2 separate regions of the Mus musculus genome follow, and region 1 is linked to region 2. Evidence: chromatin contacts called from ENCODE Hi-C or POLR2A ChIA-PET data. All regions are on one chromosome and are shown on one strand. Each heading gives the region's core, a stretch centred on a gene start or an enhancer-like site at or near the end of the contact. The rest is flanking DNA. Distances are from core to core; before and after follow the strand shown.

Region 1 (5,561 bases), core at 1,487-3,986, 42 kb before region 2:
ACCCGAGTTTGGCTGTGACTCGGGTTACACCTGTGACTCCAGCCTCTGTAGGCACCAAGTACATACATGATGCGCATATACATATATATACATGTACATATGTGCCTGTGTGTGTATACACACACACACATATATAAAGTGTATTACTTAGCATTTATATGGGATTTATGTCACAAATTAGCATTTCCCCATCTAGCCATCTATAATAATATACAACTACTTTTCAAAAACAAACCAAAAAAGGTTTTCTGTTTCTTTTTAAAATTTGGCTCTTGAGACAAAGTTTCACTTTGTAGCCCACTATATTAGAACTATGTAGCCTAAGAGCGCTTGAACTTATGGCCATCTTCCTGCTTCAGTTCCTCAGTGCTAAGCATTATAAATGCGACCCACCATGCCTGGCTTGTTGAATACTTAGTATGTGTAACACGCTTTATAGATGTCTTAACTGAAGAAAGACTCAACATCCCGAGTTCTCGCCACATGTTAGTGATCATCCTGTTCATTTCTAGTCACTGGGGAAAGCACCTGTGTGGTCATGAAAGGGTTAACAAGCTACTCTTCTACAGGCTCCAATGGTGGTACCTAAGACTTCCTTACTTGACAACATGCTCCAGGATCTGAAGGCCAAAATGTCTGACGATGGCAATTTGTGTTTTTTCAGCCAACTTCAAGCCACATGGAACACAGATAGGGCATTTTTCTTTAAACTCTTCACAAAACTGAAAGAAGAAACATTAATATTTCCATGGGGAGGCATGAGAGAACAGAGACTAAAAATCCTAAGAAAGGTCCAACCTTATCTGATTTTGTGTGGAACTGGGAACCGAACTGTTCACATGCAAGGCTATCACGACCACACTACATTCTCAGTTTTCTCCCTTTGGTGGGTGTGTGTGTGCGTGCGTGCAGTGTTTTCACACAGATGTTCATGGATGATGGAGCTGCACATTTGAGTGGAAGGCAGAAGCTGAAGTTGAATGTCTTTCTCTCTGCTGTTTTGAGAACCCAGAGCTCAGGATTTGCCTAGACGGGCTGGTGAGTCCACTCAGGGATTTATTTTATCAGTCTCTTCCTCCCCTCCACCTGGATTCCAGTCCTCAGCCATAAACAGGCACCAAAAGCTCCACCCTCTATGCCATCTCCCAGGGCTCTTCTGCTTACTTTGTCTGAGAGAGGAGGTCTTACTAAGTCACTCTGATAGCTGCCTGACTTTGTATCCCCTGCCTTAGTCTTCCCAGTAGCAGGGGTTACCTGCTGTCCTTTTAGCTGTATTTTTAAGATGCGAAAATCTAGATTAGTAATACTGACACTCTCCATTTAGATATTAGTCATGTTAATACTAAACTGGATCTAAGAGAGTACAAAAAAAAATGCTAGAGATATACCCATACAAGTTGAATGTCAACCCCTAGAATTAGCTTTCAAAACTAAGGGTGCCAGGAGGAGTCAGTGAACAAGCAAATCTGTGTATCATCTGAGTTTAGGTCACAGGCCTATTCGGGATCACTCTGGTGCTCTGTTTCTTTGCCTATGTAAAATTCTTCACAATCAAAGACAAAGCAAACAGAGTTGTTTGATTCCAAATCCTGTGCCACATACATCTATATGTTGGCGCTTACTCTAATAGAGAGAAGCTCTGTTGAAGGTATTAGCGTTCCCAAATAGCAAAAGCTGAACTAGACCCTGGCGCAGAGAGCACCCGGGACGCAAGAGAATTACTTCCAGGAAACCAAAGTGCCCCGGTGCAAATAAATGCAAAGCCGGTGGTAAAGCTCGTCTTCGCGCAAAAACAGCCGGAGACTATCTCACAGGTATAAACGAGGAAGGAGCGTCACAAATTAGCCCAGAGATGGCCAAGACTCGAAAGATAGAGGTATGTAAGGATGTAAGAAAATGGACACACGGGGATCTAGAATCAGCACAAGTCTGGAGTGATCAGCAGGGAAGAATGAAGGTGGCACTGGGGCAGGAATTTGCACGTGCGCTCCCGGAACGCCAGGGAATGTGGGGTTTGCCCCGGCGTCAGAGCCGGCACAGCCTGCGTGGGTGGAGACCGCGGTGTGATCTAGAGTGAAGAGAAGTGAGGAGTGGGCAAAAAAGCCACTGAGACATGGCGAGGAGATGTGCAACAGTTAGGGACCCTTGCGTGTGATGCAAAGGCAAGCGCGCAGGCAAGAAAAGACTCAAGTGGGAGGAGGTGAGGGCCGCGACCAGAAGCCACCCTCCCCACGGGCAGTGGGAAGATCAAAGGCCGCATAGGCAGGAGACAAACTGAGTTTGGAGAGGCCGTGAGGGAAGCCTGGGATAGGGTTCTCGGGGCAGGCCCAGGCCGCCAGGACCCCAGCTACCTTGAGGGCTTCCAGCCGGTAGCGCTGGGTAGAGCTGGGGTCCATCATGACCGTCACCGCTTTCACTAGCTCCTCGCACAGCGCGTTCACTTGCTCCATCTCCATGGCTAGAGCCGGGAACCCCACCGGCGTCCCGGGAGCACGAGGTTACGCACAGTTCCCCTGGCGGGACCACACGTTGATACCGGGCCGCGGCGGGCTGGGGGTGGGGAAACGGGAGGGAGGAGCGTGAGTCCCAGAAGTTGGAGCTGGGAAGAACCCAGCGCTGCGCATGCGCCGGAGCCGCCACGGCGCATGCGCGCGCGGAAGTGGCCGCTTCGGGTGACGGCCGCGCCTGGCGGGGCGGGGCTGGGGAACGGAAGTTCCGCGGTGCGCAGGCGCGTCAACCGTCCCTCGCGGCGCGCGCGGTGCTGAACTCCAAATTTCCTCTGGGCTTGCTGTGGGGCGTAAACCTGCAGGCTGGAAGGGCTGTTGGCTCGGCGGGAGCCTAGGGCTACCTACTCGGATCTGTGTTATCAGATTACACTCACTTGCTCCTGGGAAGGCGACGACGACATCTAGACGCTGTCATTGGACTCCGCCCGGAGCCCGCAGCTTCGCTCTTGGCAGTTTTGACAGGTGTCGCCTTGGTAAGGACATTAAAACACGGCTCGGGATCGCTATATCGGATGGCTTTTGAAGCCTTGGCTGTCGCTTTTACTTGGGGGTGACTGGGCCGAAATGAAAAGCATGCTTACTGGGAGAGAAGGCTCTAAGAGTGTCTCTAAGGAGAGTTTTCTTGTAGAAAGAGTTTTTCTTGTAATTTTTAAACCTTCCTCTTCACTGGTCCATATTTTCTCGTGCGTCTTACTACACGACCGACTCCCAAACGTGCTTTTGTACAGAATGGGATGAACTGAGATGTTGGAAAACGCATCCCAACTATACCTCTGGGAGGCTGAGGCAGGAGGATTGCTTCCAGTTTGAGGCCAGACTGAGCTGCAAAGTGAGACCCTGCCTCACGAAACAAAACCCATCCCAAATTTACGTAGTCTTTTACGTTTTGGCATTGTGCAGACTTTGCCAATACATAAAAGTACGAAAGGAACACATAAAAGACTTAAGGCTGTATCATCTCTTATCCTGCATATGTTTTAGGAGGTGTTTTTCCACTTAGTAAATTGTTGCCCTTAAATCACAGCTTCGCTTCCAGTTTTACCTCTGATATTTATATTGAATATGGTACTTATCCTGTATTGATTGCGACAATACATTTGCCACCTTCTAGCTTTATCTGTTCCAGTACTACAGAAAAGCCACGCCAGAGCACAAGGACGCCTGACTTAAGTGTAAAAGGTTTCTAAACGTACGATCATTTTGTTTTAGGTGAGGGGCGAGATTTGTAAGGTGTTAATGCTTTGAACATTCAGTATCTTCTTAATTATTTTCTTTACAGTAATTTTGCAGCTTTGTAGTAGTAGTTGCTTGGCACTGTTTTCAATGTGATTGTTTATTTGAAAAATAACTGTTTAAAGTTACAGTTGGGTGCTAGCTCACTCATCTGTATAACCTGTTTCTTGTATTTAAATCATGAATTTCCTGTGTTTCTGTAAAGTATTATTTGTGATAGGCCATTGGTATGCAAAGCTACTGCACATTGGAATTGTCTCGAGAGCCTTTAAGACTGTCTGCGTCATCTCAGCGTTTGGTGGGAGGAGCAAGCAGCTCGGGGCTCATCCTTGGATGCAGAGCAAGTTTTGAGGCCGATTTGGACTACATGGCATTCAGAACCATTCTTGAAAACAAAAAAAGAAATTGCACAAATAGAAAATCACTAAACATCACAAAGTAGTCCTCACAGGTCGGATCTATTCATAGTTGCATAGTTATTGAAAATTTGCAGAGAAACGGGATATTTACATAGTGTTAGATTATCTTCTTCATTTATGTGTGTCTGTGTTTTCTTCCTACTTTCTATGTAACCCAGTCTGGCCTTGAACTTCAAACCTTTTTGTCTTAGCCTCTTGAGTGCTAGAACTTAAGATCTGTGCCACCATGCTCCATAGCCAAATGTTTCTAAAAAGTATTTCAAGATTTGAAATTTGCTTTTTATGGTGGCACACACCTTTAGCCCCAGTACTCAGGAGGCAGTTTGGTCTACAGAGTGAGTTACAGGGTAGCTAGAGCTACTCAGGGAGACCCTGTCTCACCGACACCCCCAACTCTTCATGAATGCTATGATATTACATATATTTATTATCTTTCCAAATTCACAGAATAATTTGGAATTTCCAGATTCCAGGATGCCCTTCCTGGCATATGACCAATTTATGCCATTACATACGTAGACATGCACACAGAGACACTTGCTAAGGTTTAAAGTTGTGGACTTGAGAATGCTAGGAAAGAGCTCTAAAGTTGAGCAACACTCCCCAAATACTCCAAATTGTAACACCTGGAACTGTGTGAATAGATAACTTGTATCTTTTAGAGAATGATGGGAAGTGTCCAGGTGCTTTCATTGCATGCTTTTTTTTCCTGAATATTTTCACTCTGAGGTTGATTGATACAGAACATTTTCTTCTCTTTTCCCTAAATCTATGTTTGAGATCTGCCAATCAACTAGAATACTCCTTGGTCCTCTCCCCGTAGTGATGTACATTGTTGGTGTTTTGTTCTCTGGTTTTAATTTTCATTTCTCCGTGATGGATGATGCTAAGTCCATTGTTAGGCACTGTGGTAGTTTGGGTGAAAACAGACCCGTAGACTTGTATGTCTGAATACTTGGTCCTTAGTAGAACTGTTTGGAAAGAATTAGAAGAATGGCTTTGTTGGAAGAGCTGTTTTTAAGGTTTCAGAAACCCACCCCGAAGCCCAGTTTGCTCTCTCTGCCTTTGGATCAAGATATAAAGTTCTCAATGACTGCTCCAGTACCATGCCTGTCTTCCTGCCATGATGATCATGGACTAACCCTCTAGAACTGTAAGCAAGCTCCCAGTTAAAGGCTTTCTGCTGCCTTGGTCATGATGTCCCTTCACAGCAACAGAGCAGCAGCTAAGTCAGGCAACTTTTGGCTATATGTGTATCTTTTACGAATGTCTTTTTCTTAGAATGAGTAGCTAGATGTGATGGTGCATGCTTGTAATCCCACCACTTGGGAGGTAGAGGCAGGAGGATCAAGTAGCGTTTGAGCCAAGCAGAACTATACTTAAAGCTTTAAATATTCTATCA
Region 2 (5,176 bases), core at 2,053-4,552:
TCTTCAGCCAGCCCCACCAGCAGCCCATTGTCCTCTACCCCAATCTGGTAGACAGCCTCACCACGTCCTTCCTGGAGCCGCCACTTCATTTGTGTCACCAAGTGCTCAAAGCGGTACTGAGATGGGTTCACCAGCTTCAGCTAAGGACAGGTATGGTGTCATGAGGCAAAGAAATCACTGTTGTTTTCCCCAAACCTCAAGTGTGACCCCTCCCTGTCCTGCTATAACAGCCAGCAACTCTGTCCACTTAAAACCCCGGGGGCCGGAGAGGTGGCTCCACCATTTGTTAAGAATCCATAGTGCTCTCTCAGAGGACCCAAGGTTGGTTCCCAGCACTCAGGTCAGACAGCTGACAACCTCCTTAAATGTCAGCTTCAGGGAAATCTGACACCCTACTCTGGCCTCTGATGGGTACCTGTACTCAGAAGCACATATTTAAATTAAAACTTTTCACCTGGTTTGGGGGGGGGGGGCATGACTTTAATCCCAGCACTTGGGAGGCAGAGGCAGGAGGATTTCTGAGTTTGAGGCCAGCCTGGTCCAAGGAGTGAGTTTCAAGACAGCCAAGACTACAGAGAAAGCCTGTCTCAAAAACCCAGAAGAAAAAAAAAATTAAAAATCTTAAAAATATATCAAACAAACAAATCCTTCGCCCTGACCACTCTAGCAGTGATTCTTTCCTTACACAGTGACCTCAGAGAGCTCGCCATGATACCATGCAGCATGAAGCCACATCATCAAGTTGGAGAGCTATCAGAGAGATCACCTCCCACTGACAAGGGCAACTCCATCCATTCCCTTCTCCTCCCCAACGCAAGACTCACTTTATATTCGATGTTTCCATCTTCAGCCTGAAAAGAAACAGGAAGCAGTTACCATATCCTGTCCAGACCCCCATCCCTACTTCCCCTCAATTCCCAATGACCTCAGGCACAGAAAGCAGGAAGAAAGCCCAACTGGCACCTGCCAGTGCTGGCATCCGCCAAGAAGCAGTGGAAGACAGATGCTAAGCTTCCATGTGGCCTCTGAGGAAAGGCCTGTAAGGACACAGCAAACCACCCGTTTATCTAAGATCAGAGCACCAAGTCTTCAGCACTGATCTTCCTAGACACAAGCTCACCTCTCTGCCCCCACCCGCCACAGCCTCCAACTGCTGCGCGGGCTCGGGTATTTGGTTTTGGTTTCTTTTTCTGTGTTCAGGATATTGAAGCCTTTCTTTTTGACATCCATCTGGTAGACACTACTTCCTTCTGGCCCCTCCCTCTCAGCTGATGCCATCAAGTGTAAGAGGCTACAGGCTCTGGAACGGAGCCAAAGTATGAACTCAGCACTGGTCACTACAAACGCCCCCGAGATAAGAGGCCCAGGTAAGAGAGGAACAGAAGTCCGAAGTTGGGACTTACCCAAACAAACCAGGAAAGCTTAGGGGCAGACTCCATAAAGTGAACTCACTGTGGCTTTTTATGCCCTTTTCATGCCTCAGTGAGGTGAAACCAGGAAACCATCACATAACCTCTTCGAGCAACAGCCACCTTTTGGGCTGTGTGCCACACACACCTGCCCCGCGCCACCCTCCACCCTCCACCCCCTGGACAAAAGGTTATGTATGAGCTTGACTTATATACCGTCTGCCTGGTCTGCCTGCATTTCTGCGCTCCTCCTCTCTGGCCATTTTATTTTTCTCTTTCCCTCTTGGTCATCATGCTGTCTTTAAAGTCCTTAGAGGTGTCTTTATCCATACTGTCAACCACACCATGGAATGCGTAGGAGCTCTTTTCCCATCAACAAAGAAACCTTTCTACTCTTCTGCTGAAGGTGAATAATTAGGATAGCTGACTATAAAGATGGTAGAAAGATAATCTTGGCCAATGGTTCTCAAAGACCATTGTGGTGCTAAGACCACAACATTAGCTTGTAAGAAATGCCAAACAATCAGGCCCGTCTCTCACCCACTGAATCAGAATTCTATGAGCAGGAACAGCAACCTGAATCACTCTGGTGCACACTTAAAAGTCATAATCACCCATTGAAGCTCTTCCCACCTTGGGTTCTCCCATCTTTGTTTTTCAAAACAAGGTTTCTTTGTGGAGCCATGGCTATCCTGTAACTTGCTCTGTAGACCAGGCTGGCCTTGAACTCAGAGATCCCCCTGCCTCTGACTCCCAAGTGATGGGATTTTTTTTTTTTTTACATTATTTTTATTTTACGTGCATTGGTGTTCTGTCTGCATGTATGTGTGTGAGGGCATCAGACTTCCTGGAACTGGAGTTGCAGACCGTTGTGAGCAGCTATGTGGGTGCTGGGAACTGAACTGGGGGTCCTTTGGAAGAACAGACAGTGCTCTTAATCGCTGAGCCATCTCTCCAGAGTGATGGGACTTAAAGGCGAGCCCACTAGCTCCCGACTGGGTTCTCCTATTTTAAGAGGAAGGAAAGTAGTCTTCTCTGCCTTGAGGACTCCCAGAGCGGGTTCGTGCGGACTCTTCTCTGTGTCCACAGCCCCACAGGACAAGGAAAGGGCAGAGGGCTACGTCTAACTGTTCTCTGGTTTAATGTGTGTGGGTACTGAAGAATAGGGAAGGAACACATTGCTCTTGTCCCGGCTACTCCCCTTCTCCCTGTGGATTAAGTTTAGAAAAACGTTGGTTACTCTGCCTGCCCTCTTTTCCCAGTACAGTGTTCCTTCCCCACTCCCAGAGTAAGTAGGGGTTCAGACATCCTCTGCTCTTCTCAAGAGGAAAGGATCCCCGGTTCCCACTAATCCAAAGGTTATGGAGGTGAAAGGGGCAGTCCCTTCCCGAGGTCCTGACACTGAAAAGGATCGTCCAGTCTTGACGATCCCGCTTTGTAGGGGTCTTGGAACAGGAGGAGGGGTTCTCTTCCCCGGTCCTTCCTCCCTTGGGTCTTGACACCGGAAAGGGGGATTGATTTTCTCTCTCCCGCCTCCTTGGAGTCTCGGGGACCGGAAGAGTAGTTCCCCATGGCTCCGCCACTTTTCAGGTGCTCACCTCTGGGGGCAGGTACGGAGGGTTGTTGGCTTTACCTCCTCTGTTCCTTCCGTTCTTCTTCTTCCCCTTTGGGCCCCCGCAACTGCTGCTACCGCCGGCCCCCCGAGCTTTGAGGTTTCCACCCATGGCCGGGCCTCCTCCGGGCCGGCAGCAGCCGCCGAACAGCTCCGATACCCGCGAGTCCATCCGCCGCTGCCACCAGCCCCCCGCCCGACCCCTCCCCCCCGCCACTGCCGCCGCCCCTACTGCCACCGCCGAGTCGGGCCAGCCGGAGGAGAGCGGGGTGTGGCCCACTGTAGGCCACGCCCCTGCCTTCCCTGTCCTCCTAGTCGCGTCAGAAAAAGCCGCAGGGCATCAAGGGATACTGAGTCCGCAGCTATGAGATTTAGTGCTAAAGAATGCGAGTTCGAACTACAATTCCCAAGAGGCATCGCTATGCGAGAGTCACAGGTGGCTTCGGGGGCGAGGGCAGCAAGCGCGCCTTGAGCGCAAAGACTAAGGGGAGTTGTAGTCGGCACCCAGTTTCCCGTACTGCCAGCGGCTTCTCTTCTAGGGGCAGTAGGAAGGCTTTGTGGCCTGAGATTAGGGACAGTAACCGGAGGTGAAGGGCTTATATCAGAATTGAACTGGGTTTGACCTTTCGGCGCTGACCCCAGACAACAAGTTAAAAATCGGGGAGGTTGGATCTGACAGCCTGCTGGCTCCACCTCTGCCTCAGTTTCTTTCCTGACGGCTGGAGTGCTGTCGAGTGAGTCAGGGCAAAAGCTAGGGCGGAGGCAGATGGTAGTTATAGCATAATTAGAGCTGTTATTGTGACGATGATTATGCCACCCTTGCAATATAGTCACTGTTTTATTACTTGGGTGGCACAATCCGGGGGTTGGTTTTAGCAGCCCCAGGCACCGCAGTGGCCAGACACGTGTCCAGGACCCATAAAGCAGCCAGCTGCCTAAGGTTTGGAGGGTGCCTACTGCAAGTATCTCTCCTCCCCTTTGTTTTGAAGTTTAGCCAATCCCGGAAAACAGAATTTGGTTTAAAACTTGTCCGGAGGAGGGGCCTGGCCCCTACTTGGGGCGGAGCTGGGGTTCCAGTTACGTCAACCACCAGGGGGCGGGGAAAGTAGCCAGGAATAGAACTTGTCCTAGGACGCCAGGGGATTGCTGATTTGTCTTTCTAGCCAAGCTGTCTCTCCTGTCCTTCAGAACTCTCAGAGCGACATAAACCAGTATACGGGGCACCAAAGGCTCAGAATGGAGAAGCAGAATTGCTGGGCACAGAGTCAGGACGCCAGGGTTCAAATTCCAGCGCCGTGGCTATCTCATGACTCACAGTACGTCCATTCCCCTCTCTTCACAAACAACCAGGTGTTCACACATAGCCAAGAAATAGAACAGAGTTTGAAAGTTCTCCACGGTACGGTAGGAGCACTTACCTCTGGTGTACTCTGAAGGAGTTCAGACCTGGTTGAGTCCATAACTTCTGCACAGTTCCACATCGAAGGAGACGAGTCTATTGAGCATGCAGTCGCTGTCCACATTGGATAGTTTCCACACCAGCTATATACCAAAAGAACCAAAAGTTGAAAAGCCTTGCAGATCAGCCATTTACCTGGGTCTTCAGTAAAGGAAAGTAGGTGTCTTTTCTGTATGCTATCCTGTATGCTTAAGACCAGGATTGCCAGGAAAAAAAAGTTTTTAGAGATGGAGACTAGAGAATTCAGTGAGACATCTCAAAGGATGGGAATAGAAAGGAAGAGACATCCCCACCCCACCCACACATTATCACCACAAACAGGCCGGGTTCTCTCACCAGCCAGAAACCACTGCACTCAACTGATAACTATTTTTTAAATATCCACGGATCTTCCAGCAGTCACCCTTTAACACACAATTCCATCCCAGCCAATTCTCCTTAATGGATACCTTCCTTTAAGAAAGGGTGGGGCATGATATAACCCATTCTTGAACAGCCTGGCCTACCTACAGAGAGAAGTGAGGGCTGGCAGAGGAGAGAGGCCACAGGATGCCTGCTGGGAGACCAGGGTCCTGGGGAGTGGAGGTGGTATAAGTGGCCAGTTTCCTAGACAGGTTGTTTACGAGGTGGCTGCCTATAGGATGTATATAGTGTGTGCTTATATACACATCACATGCAAATATTTTTCCTGGCTTG

What was found. Hi-C counts contacts between places; a loop is a spot of excess contacts on that map. ChIA-PET counts read pairs that join two places held with the same protein, here RNA polymerase II (POLR2A).
Region 1: a map of left cerebral cortex shows a loop between it and region 2 (9-fold over the local background). The contact joins the promoter of Polh here to the promoter of Gtpbp2 in region 2. A Hi-C loop is called at or near these places in 3 of 37 maps with a recorded cell type or tissue (T-helper 17 cell, heart and left cerebral cortex). POLR2A ChIA-PET finds 5 or more read pairs at or near these places in 5 of 5 experiments (Patski and embryonic stem cell).

What each region holds. Positions count from the first base shown.
Region 1 is chr17:46,199,816-46,205,376 of GRCm38, reverse strand. Polh (polymerase (DNA directed), eta (RAD 30 related)) reads left to right here and starts at 2,736. Exons shown (of 11, transcript NM_030715.4): 1 at 2,736-2,980. It overlaps Xpo5 (exportin 5), which reads right to left and starts at 2,566. Exons shown (of 32, transcript NM_028198.3): 1 at 2,352-2,566; 2 at 601-722. The coding sequence starts at 2,456.
Region 2 is chr17:46,159,158-46,164,333 of GRCm38, reverse strand. Gtpbp2 (GTP binding protein 2) reads right to left here and starts at 3,302. Exons shown (of 12, transcript NM_019581.3): 1 at 3,008-3,302; 2 at 825-851; 3 at 1-140. The coding sequence starts at 3,193.